Linked DNA regions of Homo sapiens: region 1 is linked to region 2. Evidence: chromatin contacts called from ENCODE Hi-C or POLR2A ChIA-PET data. All regions are on one chromosome and are shown on one strand. The core of a region is the stretch at or near the end of the contact, and the rest is flanking DNA. Distances in the headings are between cores, read along the strand shown.

Evidence for each region. A loop is a pair of places that touch in the nucleus more often than their neighbours do. ChIA-PET counts read pairs that join two places held with the same protein, here RNA polymerase II (POLR2A). Pooled maps may share reads with other maps.
Region 1: a loop to region 2 is called in a pooled map, with 2.9 times the contacts of the local background. The contact joins the enhancer-like site here to the promoter of LRRN3 in region 2. A Hi-C loop is called at or near these places in 1 of 168 maps with a recorded cell type or tissue (Calu3), 11 of 37 single-sample maps with no recorded cell type and 8 of 50 pooled maps. POLR2A ChIA-PET finds 5 or more read pairs at or near these places in 1 of 52 experiments (AG04449).

Annotation. Positions count from the first base shown.
Region 1 is chr7:111,230,448-111,236,993 of GRCh38, forward strand. The region is part of intron 3 of IMMP2L (inner mitochondrial membrane peptidase subunit 2); the gene reads right to left. LOC124901725 (a long non-coding RNA gene) reads right to left here. Exons shown (of 2, transcript XR_007060477.1): 1 at 1-6,546. Among named protein-coding and RNA genes, the nearest start is that of LRRN3, 140 kb to the left of the region's middle. Within about 2 kb of position 2,209, at least 2 of the 41 ENCODE cell types and tissues checked have a DNase peak (open chromatin) inside an H3K27ac peak, as active enhancers do.
Region 2 is chr7:111,086,189-111,093,297 of GRCh38, forward strand. It overlaps LRRN3 (leucine rich repeat neuronal 3), which reads left to right and starts at 4,939. Exons shown (of 3, transcript NM_001099658.2): 1 at 4,939-5,316. The region is part of intron 3 of IMMP2L (inner mitochondrial membrane peptidase subunit 2); the gene reads right to left.

The DNA of each region.
Region 1 (6,546 bases), core at 959-3,458, 140 kb after region 2:
TCCTAATTTTAAGACAGTTACTATGTTCATAAAAGTGTTTTATGTGTAATTTCAAAAAAACTTTAAATAATCAAATCCCATAGTTTATCCTGAAAGAAAATAAACATGGGAAAATGTCAGCTTTGTCTGATAGAAAACTTTAGGCTTAGGTGGTGGTATACATTTATTTATTCATTCCACCAAATATTTTTCCACCAAATATTTATTGACTACCATACAGGTGGCAGGCTCAGTGCCAAGCTATGCAGATTTTAAACTGAAAGCTGCTCTCATGGAGCTTTCAGTTTACTGAGAGTGTATGAGAGCAAGAAACAGTAATCAAACACTAATGAGTGTGCAATTACAAACTGAGATATGATCTAAAGAAAGGAAGCACAGATATGGGAATATTTGTAACAAAGGTACATGTCTTAGGCTTAGGGTTACTGAGGAAGGTGGATGATGAAAAACTTCTTTGAAGAAGAAATGCTGGAATTGATAACTAATGAATGGGTGCAAATTAATGGGAAGGGAGTGACATCTGACAAAGGCAACAAAATGTACAGAAGCCCTATGATGTAGGTAAATAAGTAGTGGCTGTGTGTGTGTGTGTGTGTGTGTGTGTGTGTACATATAAACAAAAAGAAAGCTTTTATAATACTGAAACCAATAAATTTTCAGATGTCCTATCAGCAATCAGATTACTTAATCTATCTGCCTTTGCAAGTACTTAACAACTGACAAGAAAGTGAAACATGGATCTGTCTCCATTTCTCAAATGCAGGAGGTAAATTATTATGATATTTTACACCATCATCTATTTGCTGCTACTACAATTAATGCATTAGTGCTTAACAAACTTAATACTTTTTATGAAATGAAAATCATAATATCAAAACCCCATCTTGCACAACTGTAGCCTTCACTCTTAACAGCCACAGGTCTTCTTTGATTTTCCCAAAAAGGCAAGCTCTATCCCCACTAAAGGTATTTACCTAGACTTTCTCCCAAATCTTAACAAGAAAAAATAATTCCTAATCACGCACCGGATCTCAGCTTAATGTTACTTCTCCAATGAGGTCCTCCCTGCTTGCTCATTCTAAAGTAGGTTGCTGCCTGGTTTTTTTTCCCCTCTCATACCAGTTGTCAACTTAGTGTGTTTATTTGTTTACTCTGTCTTTCACAATGTAAATCCCATGAGATAAAATATTCATGACTATTTTATCTACCAAGAGCAACACATATGTTAGGGGCTTAGTAAATATTTTTTGACTGAAAGTGAATGAATAAATGATGACTGAGTACTGAAGTAACATAAAGTCAGAGAACTATGAATAAATATGTATTATAATCTTCATAAAAAACTCTATAAGTGTAGGCAATTCGAATATAACTGAAACACTCTTCTGAGATTTTCTCAGGGAATATCATATGATACAACTGTCAAGTATAATAATTTTTTTCTATAAAAATCACCGCCAAATTTCAGTGCACTATCTAGGAAGTCAATCTGAATCTTAAGACAATTCAAACTGGAAAACAGGAAAGGAGTTCTCAAGTATAAAAGCCCTATTAAACAAAATTACTTTCATACATAGAGACTTAGTATCACTCATAATTTAAAAGAAATGTTTAATAAATGTGTACTAGATTAATAAATATTTAGTATTTCTGTATTTTCTCCACAATTTTAAGTGTAGAAAAGTCACATGAATTTACATATGATTCTTCAACACAATTATTGTTTTTATGAACTTTAAAGAAAAGTCAGGATATAGAATTTTTCCCAAAAAATTTATAATATTCTCCCAGAAGCAGCTTAGACTCATGTATAGAATGAAGAATATTCAATTAGGAGAATAAAGAATTCACAAACACCAATAAAAATAGCCCACAAATCACACAGACATTAATAATTAGTTCACTATATTGATTCATTTTGGAGGGTTTTTTTTTTTTTTTTAAGAAAAACATTTAGGTATGTGTGAACTCAGGAGTCATAACCTGCAATGAACCCAACTCTGTAACACAACACAGATACCACAGATGGACTGCAAAGGCCAGTCCTGAGGTTAGCTAGATCTGACATGGAAATTTTCAATTTTCTGAACCAATAAATTCTTTTGTTAACTTCTTTTTTGTTAGCCCAAGTTACATTAGATTTTTGACCCCTGAAATCAAAAGAGAATTAACCAATAACAAATACTAAGAACTCTTCACTCTTCACACTCTGAGTCATCACTTCCTTCTCCATTCCATCGCATAGGATGTTTTCAGAATGACAGTATTAAAATGAAAATGTGATTAGATCATTCACTCTACAGTTTCTCCTTGTTTACAAGATAAATATTAACCCTATAGCTTATCTCTGCTACCTTTACCTCCCCACCTACCATTCTAATTCATACACACTGTAAGCCAACAATTCTGAACATTTACCCATTCTCTGTGTCTGCAATCCCCTTCTCAGAGTCAGCTCCTCTGGAAAGGAGTTACCTTCCTCCTCAGGCAGCATTAATACTGGTACGATGTACTCCCAATGCATCTTGCTTCGATCTCACTGTATTGCAATTTCTGCTTTGCCAGGCTACCACCTACCCCTACTAGACTATAAACTGCTTCAGGTCAGAATTCCTCCATATTCCCAGTGAAAACACTGAACCTAACTCATCTTAGATGCTCAATAAATGTCTGCTAGATGAATGTACACTTTATCCAATGAACGTAGATTACATTCAATGCATGCACATAAGTTAGCCACTTTTTAAAATGAGTAATCCCTTTACAGCATGATTAATAAATACAATCTCTAAAATAATAGTTTATTAGTAAAAATGGCCTTATATAATTGATGGTTAAATACTTTTTGTATATAAATAAATGTGATCTCATTTTTAAAATGTCACATTTCACTCCCTGAAATAAAGACCTCAAATTGCTTTTTGTAATAATGTAAGGTTCAAAATACTCTCTAACATTTAAAAGGAAATCAGAATTTGAGGAAATAGTCATATAAAATCAGTGGTAATTGACAAACTGACTATATAATAATTTCACTGAGATGATTTCTGGTATTAAATGAATGAAAAAGATAATCGTAACACAGAAAGGTTATTCAAAAACTTGACTAAGAAAAAAAGTCACCAATAATTATTTTATTCAGGGAGTAAATGTTATTAATTGCCAAAATACGAATTTTAAATTTGAGAAGTACAGATTTGTAAGTATATATTTGTTTGAATAGTATCAGATTGGCCTTTTATTGGCTTATTGGTATTTAGTGCCAGCACTTACAATGTGAACTCAGCAACAGAAGATAATTCTTATGAAATCAACATTCAACTTACATGAAATAACTTAAAAACTTACCAACAATAGTCTAATGATTATATACCTTTACCAAACAATGTCTAATGAAAGTCCAAATGTAAAAATTTAAAAATTAAAATTATAGAATATAATTTTTACACATCAATTGTTTTGTAGCACCATCTCGCAAAGTAAATATCATGTTTATTCTGTAGCTAAAATTTCTCCCCACAAGCAGAAATTGTTTGGAATATACAAAAAGACAACCCATTAACAAGTAACTTTAAGTAATGTAGTTGGATGGTCATTATAATACAAATGGTGCTATAAATTTCCCTTTAAGTATTGTTTTAGCTACATCCCACAAATCTTGATGTGTTTTCATTTTCATTCAGTTCAGTTCAGTATTTCCTTAATTCTTCTTTTATTTCTTTCTTAACCTATGGGTTATTTAGAGGAGAGTCATTTAATTGACAAATATGTGGAGATTTTCTACAAGTCTTTCTGTTATAGATACCTAATTTAATTTCATTAAACTCAGATAATATTCTTTGTATGATACAGATGCCAGTTACACCAGATTCATAGGGTTGTTCAGGTCTTCTATGTCTGTATCTATTTCTGTCTACTCTGTCCATCAATTACTAAGAAGGAATATTTAAATCTCCAACAAAAACTGGATTTGTGTCTTGCTCCTTGAAGTTCTTTCAGATTTTGCTTCAAGTATTTTGATGCTGTTATTAGGTACATAAATGCTGGGTTTTATGCCTTCTTAATGAACTAACCCTTCTATCATTATGAGATAATCTCTTTTTTCCCTGGATATATACAATCATGATTGGATTTGAATCTACCCTTTTGCTACTTGTTTTCTACTGCTTTTATCTGCCCTCAGCCTCTTTTCTCTCTTTTTCTGCCTCCCTTGGATTAACTGCATATTTTATATTATTCCACTTTATCTGCTTTCTTGACTTATTAGCTATAATTCTTTTAACTGTTGTTTTAGTGGTTGGTTCACAGTTTATACCTTTAATTTATCATGAACTGTCTTCAGGTAATATTATACCACATCATATATAGTATAAGAAATTTACATCAGTATTCTTACATTTCCCCCTCTCCCAGCCTTTGCACTACTACTATTATAATTTTACTTCTATATATGTCACGAAGTCCACAATATATTTTTATTATTTTTTACTTAAACAGTCAAATAACTTTAAAAGAGTCTGTAAGGGGAGAAAATTACCATTTTCAGTGTTCTTTATTCCTTTATATAGTCCAGGTTTCTAACTGATAACATTTTTCTTCTGTCTGAAGAACTTTTTTTAGCATATCTTTCAGTACAGGTCTGCCAGTGACTAATTTTTTCATCTTTACTTCATCTAAACAAGTTTTTATTTCATCTTTATTTTTGAAAGATATTTTCACTAGGTATAAAATTCCACATTGATGGCCTTGGACAGTGGCTCACGCCTGTAATACCAGCACTTTGGGAGGCTGAGGCAGGCAGATCACCTGAGGTCAGGAGTTCAAGGCCAGCCTGACCAACATGGAGAAACCCAGTCTCTACTAAAAATACTAAATTAGCCGAGCGTGGTGGTGGGCACCTGTAATCCCCGCTACTCGGGAGGCTGAGACAGGAGAATCGCTTGAACTTGGGAAGTGGAGGTCGCGGTGAGCTGAGATCATGCCATTGCATTCCAGCCTGGGTAACAAGAGCGAAACTCCGTCTAAAAAAAAAAAAAAATTCCACATTGATAATTTCTCTCTTTCTATAGTTTAAAAATGTTATTCTACTGCCTCTGTGTTGCACTGTTTCCAAAGCAAAGACTCTTAACCATCTTTGTTACTCTGTACCTGATACGTCTCTTTTTTTTGGCCTTCTTTTAAGATTTTCTCATTATCACTGGTATTAGTTTGATTATAATATGCCTCTGTATCATCTTCTTGTGCTTGGGGTTTTTTTAGTTTCTTCTGAGTTTATAGTTTTTATCAATTTTCTTTCCCACCATTTTTTCAAATATTTCAGTCTAAAACTCTCCCACTTTCCTCCTCTTCAGCAACTTGAATAACATGAATACTGAGGCACTTGAAATTGTCCTACAGTTCACTGATTGTCTCTTTTTTAAATTAGCCATTATTCTCTCTGTGGTTCATTTTGGGTAGTTTCTATTGTTATGATGTCACCTCATTAATTTCTTTCTTTGTAGACTAAACTGTCACAGATCCATCCAGCAAATTTTTTTCATCTTAGGTCCTGTAACATTCATCTCTAGAATATAGATTTAAGTCTTTTTCACATCTTCCATTTCTGTGCTTAATGTCTTCAATCTTTCCTCTCCTTTTTTGAACAAATTAAATGTGACAATAACTATTTTAATGCTTTGTCTACTATTTCTCTCATTTGTGTTTTTTTTTAACTGATTGATGTTCTCCTCATTTTGTGTCATGGTTTCCTGTGTCTTTGCATTAAAAGTAATATTTTTACTAGCTTCCAAACATGATTTTCACCTTTTGGGGTGCTACATATTCTTGTGTCCTGAGGAACATCCTTGAGCTTTGTTTGAGAAAACAGTTAAGTTACTTGGGAACAGCAAATCCTATAGAAGTTGGCTTTTAAACTTTGTTAGGCAAAACTGGCACAGCCTTTAATCTAGGGGTGAATATGCTCCACTACTAGGCAATATTCTTCTGGTTATTCTATCTGATGCTTCGTGAATTATGAGGTTTTCCACTCTGGCTGATATGGGAACATGAATAATTCCCAGCCCTGTATAAATTCTGAAAACTATTCCCTGTGTTCTTTTGAGGTGATTATTTCTCCAGCTTTTTGTAGGTTCCCCACATACTGATGGGTCCTCAGCTGAGGGCTGTACGAGGACCTTCTGCATATCTATATAGTTTTCTCTCTGTGCATCTTCTCTCCAGTCAGTACTCTGTCCTGCAAACTCTAGCCACCTGGACTTCCCCAGACTCCCAACTCTGTCTCGTCAACCCTAGACTACCAACATTCACCTGGGTTCTCCTCCCTGTGCTGGGCCCTGGAAAAACCTCTCAAGGCAATCAGCTGGTACAATCAAAGGGCTTACCTCATTTGTTGCCATTCTTAAAGGATCACTGTCCTGAACTGTCTGATATTTAATGTCTGAAGACTCCCTTTCATACGGTGTATCTGGTCTTTTTTGTTTGTTTCTGGTAGGAAGGCAAATCATGTTCCTGTAACCCCATCTAGGCTGAAACATTCTAATACAATTA
Region 2 (7,109 bases), core at 3,689-6,188:
GGCCGAGGTGGAAGGTTCGCTTGAGAGCAGGCTGGGCAGCATAGAGAGACCCCATCTCTACTCAAAGAAAAAAAAAAGAAAAAAAAAAAAGAAAAAGAAAAATCAGCAGGATATGGTGGCTTGTGCCTGTGGTCCTAGCTACTCTGGAAGCTGAGGTAGGAGGAACATTTGAGCCCAGGATTTCGAGGTTATTGCAGTGAACTATGATCATGCCATTGCACGCCAGCCTGGGCAACAGAGCAAAAACTGTCTCAAAAATAAAGAAAAAAAAATTAAAATTAAAACAAAACCTATAGGTAAATAAGAACCTCTGTTTTTCTCCAATTCTACTTTCCAAAACTCCTTTGAAAAAGAAAATGAGAACTCTGACCCAACTTGCTTTAGTTCAACATTCTAACAAACAGTCAGTAGTACTACTACTCACCTTACATCATGTTTCTAACTGAATTGAGAACTAATCTGTTATTAGAATTAGACCACAAAGGACAAAGTCATTGAAGACCTTCCTAGCACAATGTCAGCCCCTCACCATCAGTGACTCATTCATATGTATTTAGCTTTCTGAGCATATCGACTCATTTTTTCCACTAGGCACTGCATTTCTTCAGAGCTCTACTTCTCAAATCATGACAGCAATAAAAATTCCGTCATCAAACCTGAACAACCACTACTGTATAAAAGCAACCACTGTCTTGTGCATAAAACTAATTCCTTTTTAAAAATAGTATTTTATTTTTGGCATCCCTTGTTGCTGACTATATTGCATTGGTTGGCTCAGCCATCCATCAAGCATTCATTTATTTTACAAGTGAATATTGAGTACCTTGTGCAGTAGAAAGAGCTTTGGCTCTGTAAGCAGACAGAACTGAGTTCAAATTTTAGCCTCATTATTTAATAGTTTTGGGACATTGGGCAAGTAAGCTAGCTTCTTTCAGCCAATGTTTCTACACTGCCAATTGAAGGTAAAAATATCTATCTTTGCCGGGCGCGGTGGCTCACGCCTGTAATCTCAGCACTTTGGGAGGCTGTGGCGGGCTGATCACGAGGTCAGGAGATCGAGACCATCATGGATAACATGGTGAAACCCCATGTCTACTAAAAATACAAAAAATTTGCAGGGCATGGTGGCACGCGCCTATAGTCCCAGCTACCAGGGAGGCTGAGGCAGGAGAATCACTTGAACCCGGAAGGTGTTGGTTGCAGTGAGCCGAGATCGTGCCACTGCACTCCAGCTTGGGCAACAGAGCAAGACTCCATCTTAAAAAAAGAAAAAAAAAAAAAAACAACGAAACACTAGAATAGCTATAATTCAACTGGAATAGGTATAATTTATATATCAATCCCAATTTGAATAGAATATTTTTGAAGTTAATATATATAAAATATACAAATATATGTTAGTGCTCGACAGATGTTATTTTATCCATTTTATATGCATTGTGGAGCTTAAAAACTTAACAAGACATATACTCCCTCTAGGAGAATCTTATATGCTAAAAGGGGAAACAGGTAAAATTACAGAAACAATTATAATACCAAAAAAATGGTAAGTAATAAGAGCGATAAAGAGTGCTATTGTGGGTCAAATGAGAGATTATATCTTGTTAAAGGAGGAAAACAATGACCATGATAACAATGACCACTACCATAATAATGCCAGTAATAATGTCAAACATTTGTTCAAGACTACTATATTTCAGCACTTTTCTAAACCCGGTATACATATTAACTGTTTTAATGTTCATAACAATTCTAGGAGAAAAATGACATGCAGAGATAATACTTTTAAACCAAGATGCACGATGATACTTAACAGAGATGATACTTAACATGATGCTCAGAGTCTCTAGGAAGTGGCAAGGTAAGGATTCAAACCCAGACATTGTGGCTCTAAAACCCACATTCTACCGACTGTCCAGGCTACTTTTCTAAGAAAAGCACACAGGCGAATAAAGCCCAGGATTTGATGAAATAGCAATAAACAAGTTAAAAATCCCAACCACTAAGTCAGTGAATATCTACTGTACCCAATATTTTCTTATTTGATGATGAAGGCAAAACTCTTTCAGTATAATTTAAGGGTTGTAATTATTCATTTACATTTTAAAACCATTTCAATACATTTCCATTAAAACTCAGTATTCATCTAGGAAACCCTGTAGACATTTCCTACAATGTAGGTAACATGTACAACCATGTAATACTGTGGTTTACAATGTGAAATTTCTCTGAAGCTTTAGTGCCTTCTAAAGGAAGAAACTTAAAAAAAAATGAAGGGAGAGAAGGAGGGAGAGTAAGAAGAAGGAAGAAAAGAAGGAGAAGAAGGAAAAGAAGAATTAGCAGAGACCTGTCAATCATCCAGTAGATGATAGGGTAATATGGTGGAAAAAACCTGGAATACCTGAGGGGCTCTATCCTGGCTTTAATGTGCCAACTGTGTGCTAAGATTCCATGGTTCTCATTTGATGATCACTCACAATTGTATTAATTCAAAAACCCTAAAATCCTTACTGTATTACAATGTAACGTCTTCATATGGTACTTCATTATATAGATGTGATACCAAAATAATTTTTTCATGTATCTTTGGAGAGAGCCACATTTCATATTTACAGTTAAGGACTGAACGCCCTGATAAGTGAAAAAACACCCAAAACACACACTGATTCCATAAAGCTGCTGATGCTCTTGGAACAAGATAGAAATTCCAGTCAAAGAACAGAATCGCCATCCTTTTCATCCAAAGCCAGAGTCATTTTCTCTTTCACATTAAAATCTCATTTCTAGTGCTCCATGATATTAAATTTATAAAAATGAGTATAAAATATTTTAAATTTATCATGTACCTACATTAAAAGGACAATTGCAGGAAGAGCACTCTGATCTCCCACTTTCAAAAGAGTGATCATTTAGTTAAAACAACTTCCTATGAAATAATGTAAGATAACATATAAATGGCTACCTTTAACAATTCTAACTGAATCAAAACTGAAAAGATTTTTTCTTGATTTCTGAAACAGACTGAAATTTAAGATATTAGGTATGACTGCAGTTTCATTTAAAAACCAAGAGAGGAGTTTAATCATGTATCTGACTATCACAACTTACCTTCATTATGGGAGTGCATTATAATTGGTTTGATTACTGGACTTGTCAATTATACAGTCAATACCAATCAATGAAAATTAATCACTTAAGATACCATGGCATAAATAAAAATTCTCTTTTTACAAATAATTATCACAATTTTAAGATTATTCTTCCATATGTGGAAATAAATCCTGCAGATACTGAAATAATTTGGAATATTAAAGAAACTAAGATTTGCTAGATTAAAATTAAGGGGTAAGAAGGATGATTATTACTATTATTAAAAGTACATTAAATTATATGTAAATATACTCTAACACAACATCCCAACACTCAACCATGATCCCTAACATACAGAACTGACTCAGTGCTTTCTGAGTAAATACTAGAGTATCCAGTAAATAATAAAACCTTACAATAATATTCTGAAATAAGTATTAGGTTAAATGAGATGCTACTTTTATCTTGAACTTATTTTGATTCATTTGAATAAATTCTTATAGAAAAAAACATTTGGGAACTGTTTCTAGAAAACTACAGAGTGAAAATATTCAGTATTTAAAGACAAGCCTACTGTTTAAAATTTTTCCTGGTATTATTATTATTATAATAACTGCAAACTATTGTTCTATGTCATGTCAATAAGCACTTAAGGAGCAATTAGATGTGAAGGTTTTGTTTTTTTTTTCCTAAGTAAATCTAATAAGTGCCATTTCTCTTTACTCCACTAGAGGGTAGTCTCTCAAAACTGGGGTTGGAGTCATGACTAGCCTGCTTTTGACCTGTTGATATATTAATCCTCATGTTCCATTCTCCTCAACAAGATGTTTCTCTAGTATACTAATTAAGGTTGTAAAACATGCATTTTTAAAACTGCTTTTTGATTTTTCATGTATGTTCTTTCAGAAATATGCACTGCTATGTGTTTCTGTGTTTTCCAAATTTCTGGTAATTAATAAAAATGTTTTACATGTATGGCTTATATAGTATATTTTCCTGGGAAATATCCTTTCAGAGTTAATAGGCCTAAGAATAAAGATAGTCTTTTAAATAATTTAACTTATTACAATCGAAATATTTCCCCAGAGTGGTAAAAAATACATCCTAAATACACACACACACTCACAGATACACAAACACACCTACACATGTACCCATTCATATGTAGCTCCTAGATTTATTACATCATATAAAGAGAAGTCAGTGAGTATAATTAGAAATACATATTTTTAAAAAGTACCCCCTCAAATGCCAATGTTGTGAATTACAGAGAGGCAAATATATGCTTTATTTTAAAAATCTGGTCAATCCAGACAAGAAATGTCATTGCTAAAAAAAAAAAAAAAAAAGTGTTATTGAACACCAAGCACATATGCTAAATTAAGTAGGATCTATAGAGAACCAAATGCCACTCAAAACAGTTGCAAGCTTCTCTTCTTAAATAATGCAGTCATTGCTGAACTTCAGAGACGGAGTTGGAGGTTTGAGTCTCTACCAGGTGTTTTTAATATTTAGGAAATCCTTATCAGTAGTGTGTCCTCTCTATTTGCAGACTGAAAACATATTTCTCTGAATGACTGATAACCTAAAATTGAGAAAACTTGTCAAAAATTCCCAACATTCCCTCAGAAAGGAAAAAAAAGAAGGAAAATGATACCTAGGAAAACATGCAAGCCTGTTTCATTTATTTGTATCCTAAGCAGCAGTGTCATAGAACAGACAGTTTGTTTCAGCCAACCAGACTGGAGCAGCTGCGAGTGCTACATCTTGGCTGTCTGAAGCGATTGGCTCCTCTCTGGGGAGTGGAGGGTGTTCAGTTATTAATGACCGCTGAGCAGGCAGCACCATGTCAGTGTGACAACTGATCGGGTGAACGATGCACCACTAACCACCATGGAAACAAGGAAAAATAAAGCCAGCTCACAGGATCTCTCTTCACTGGATTGAGAGCCTCAGCCTGCCGACTGAGAAAAAGAGTTCCAGGAAAAAGAAGGAATCCCGGCTGCAGCCTCCTGCCTTCCTTTATATTTTAAAATAGAGAGATAAGATTGCGTGCATGTGTGCATATCTATAGTATATATTTTGTACACTTTGTTACACAGACACACAAATGCACCTATTTATACCGGGCAAGAACACAACCATGTGATTATCTCAACCAAGGAACTGAGGAATCCAGCACGCAAGGACATCGGAGGTGGGCTAGCACTGAAACTGCTTTTCAAGGTAAGTTTAAAATACACATATATTTTAAAATACGTTCTATTTCTTGTCTCTTCGATGATCATGTTTTTACACCTAAATCCTCCTTTGATGTCTTCTTCTTGTCTGAATTCTAAGAGCATTTTTCTTTTATTGCACTTTTGAGAAGAAATTCACATGCAAAACCCAGCTGGCTCTGTGTGTGCCTAGCTGTGTTTGTGAGATTCTCCAACATGCATTTTACTAGCTTGAATGCCCATTAGAGGATGTGAGTGGGAGAGAAAAAGCAGTGTTGGGGGGAGGAGAAAAAGGAGGGAGACAGAAGAGAAGGGAACAGTGGGGGAGAAGAGAGGAGGAGAGGGAGAGAGAAGGAGATGGGGAAGAGAGAAGACAGAGAGGAGACAGAGAGGAGAGGAGAGTCACGGGTGATGGGGTGCAATTTTCCTTTTTCTTCACATTATTTGTAGTGAAAAGCAGATCACACATTATTCTCTGTTTTGAAATCAACCCACCAAATGGGGCATTTTTATTTTGTCTCATCCAGTGGATGCAAATTAAGGCAAATGCTGTTGTATGTTAAGAGCTAAACCACTAAGCAGAGTAGCAGAATGAGCATATCACAAACAGTTATTGAATTTCTGCCAGGCTACATCTTACGGACTGGGGTAAATGACTTCCCTTTAATAACATCCCCTCGCTGGTCTGAAGGGACAGTGCAAATGTCTGATTGCTAATGCAGCTGGAACTGCCACACACTAGGTGAAAGGATCCCATGAACCAGAAGAGTTCTAATCTTTGGTAATTAACAGGATCACAGCAGGATGGCTTTAAAGTACATTTCCTATTTAAGAAAATTGTTTGTTCTAACCAACTGCTATATTCCCTTTGCTGTTGTTGAGCTGGATGGCTTAATTCGGCTCTAATTTATTCATTTTTAACAATATGTCCTTGTTTCTCTGCCTCTAATTTCAGTGAAAGCAGGCTATGAATATGAGTAGAACCGTCCTAATTTAGTGAAAAGGGGATAATGTGAAAACAAAAATAGAAGTAAAGGTTCAAAATATCTACCTAGAAAATAGTGTGCTCTGGTACCATAAATATTACTGATATATTTCTCATCTTTAGTTTCAGAAGCAATGCCTTTGAGACAGAATTACTCTCAGTAAACTCTATGAGCATCCATGTATTGATGATTCATGGAATTCAGTGTGGGTTAATTTTTACTTCCAATCTTGTAAAGGGAAGCCAGCTACTTAGAATATGCTTTCAAACAGACAACACCAATTGAGGATATTCATGGAAACATTCACTGCCCTCTTTACTGGGTCCTGGAAAGACAGTAAAAGAAACCTAGCATTTGTATTTCATCTTCTGGAGCTCTCTCCTGCCTTCTTTTAGTTCAACTAACCACACAGTTAACAGAGTCAGCTTCTTTGAAACTGTGGGTTATTTTTTTCCACAACTGTGATTTCAGAGCTATTATTGGTTTCCTAGTTTGTAATATAAGCCAAAGCAAAAAGACAATAACCAGCCACTTAGATCCTGCCACTTTCCCATAAATGTGTCAAAAAAATGAGTCAGTTTACAACATGTAATATAAGAAGTCAATTAATTCCAGTGACCTTTGTAAATGATGACAATAAAGCAGCTCTGACAATATGCCAGTGGCTTCGATTTTCTCTCTGTAAGATGAACAAGTTTAAGAAGAGGGTTCCTGCTCAGAGAAAAATGAAAGGTGCTGAAGCATCAGCTTGCAATATTGGCAGCTTTGCTCGCTCTGCCTCAAATGCCACATGCAATCTATAAAAAAAACCAAA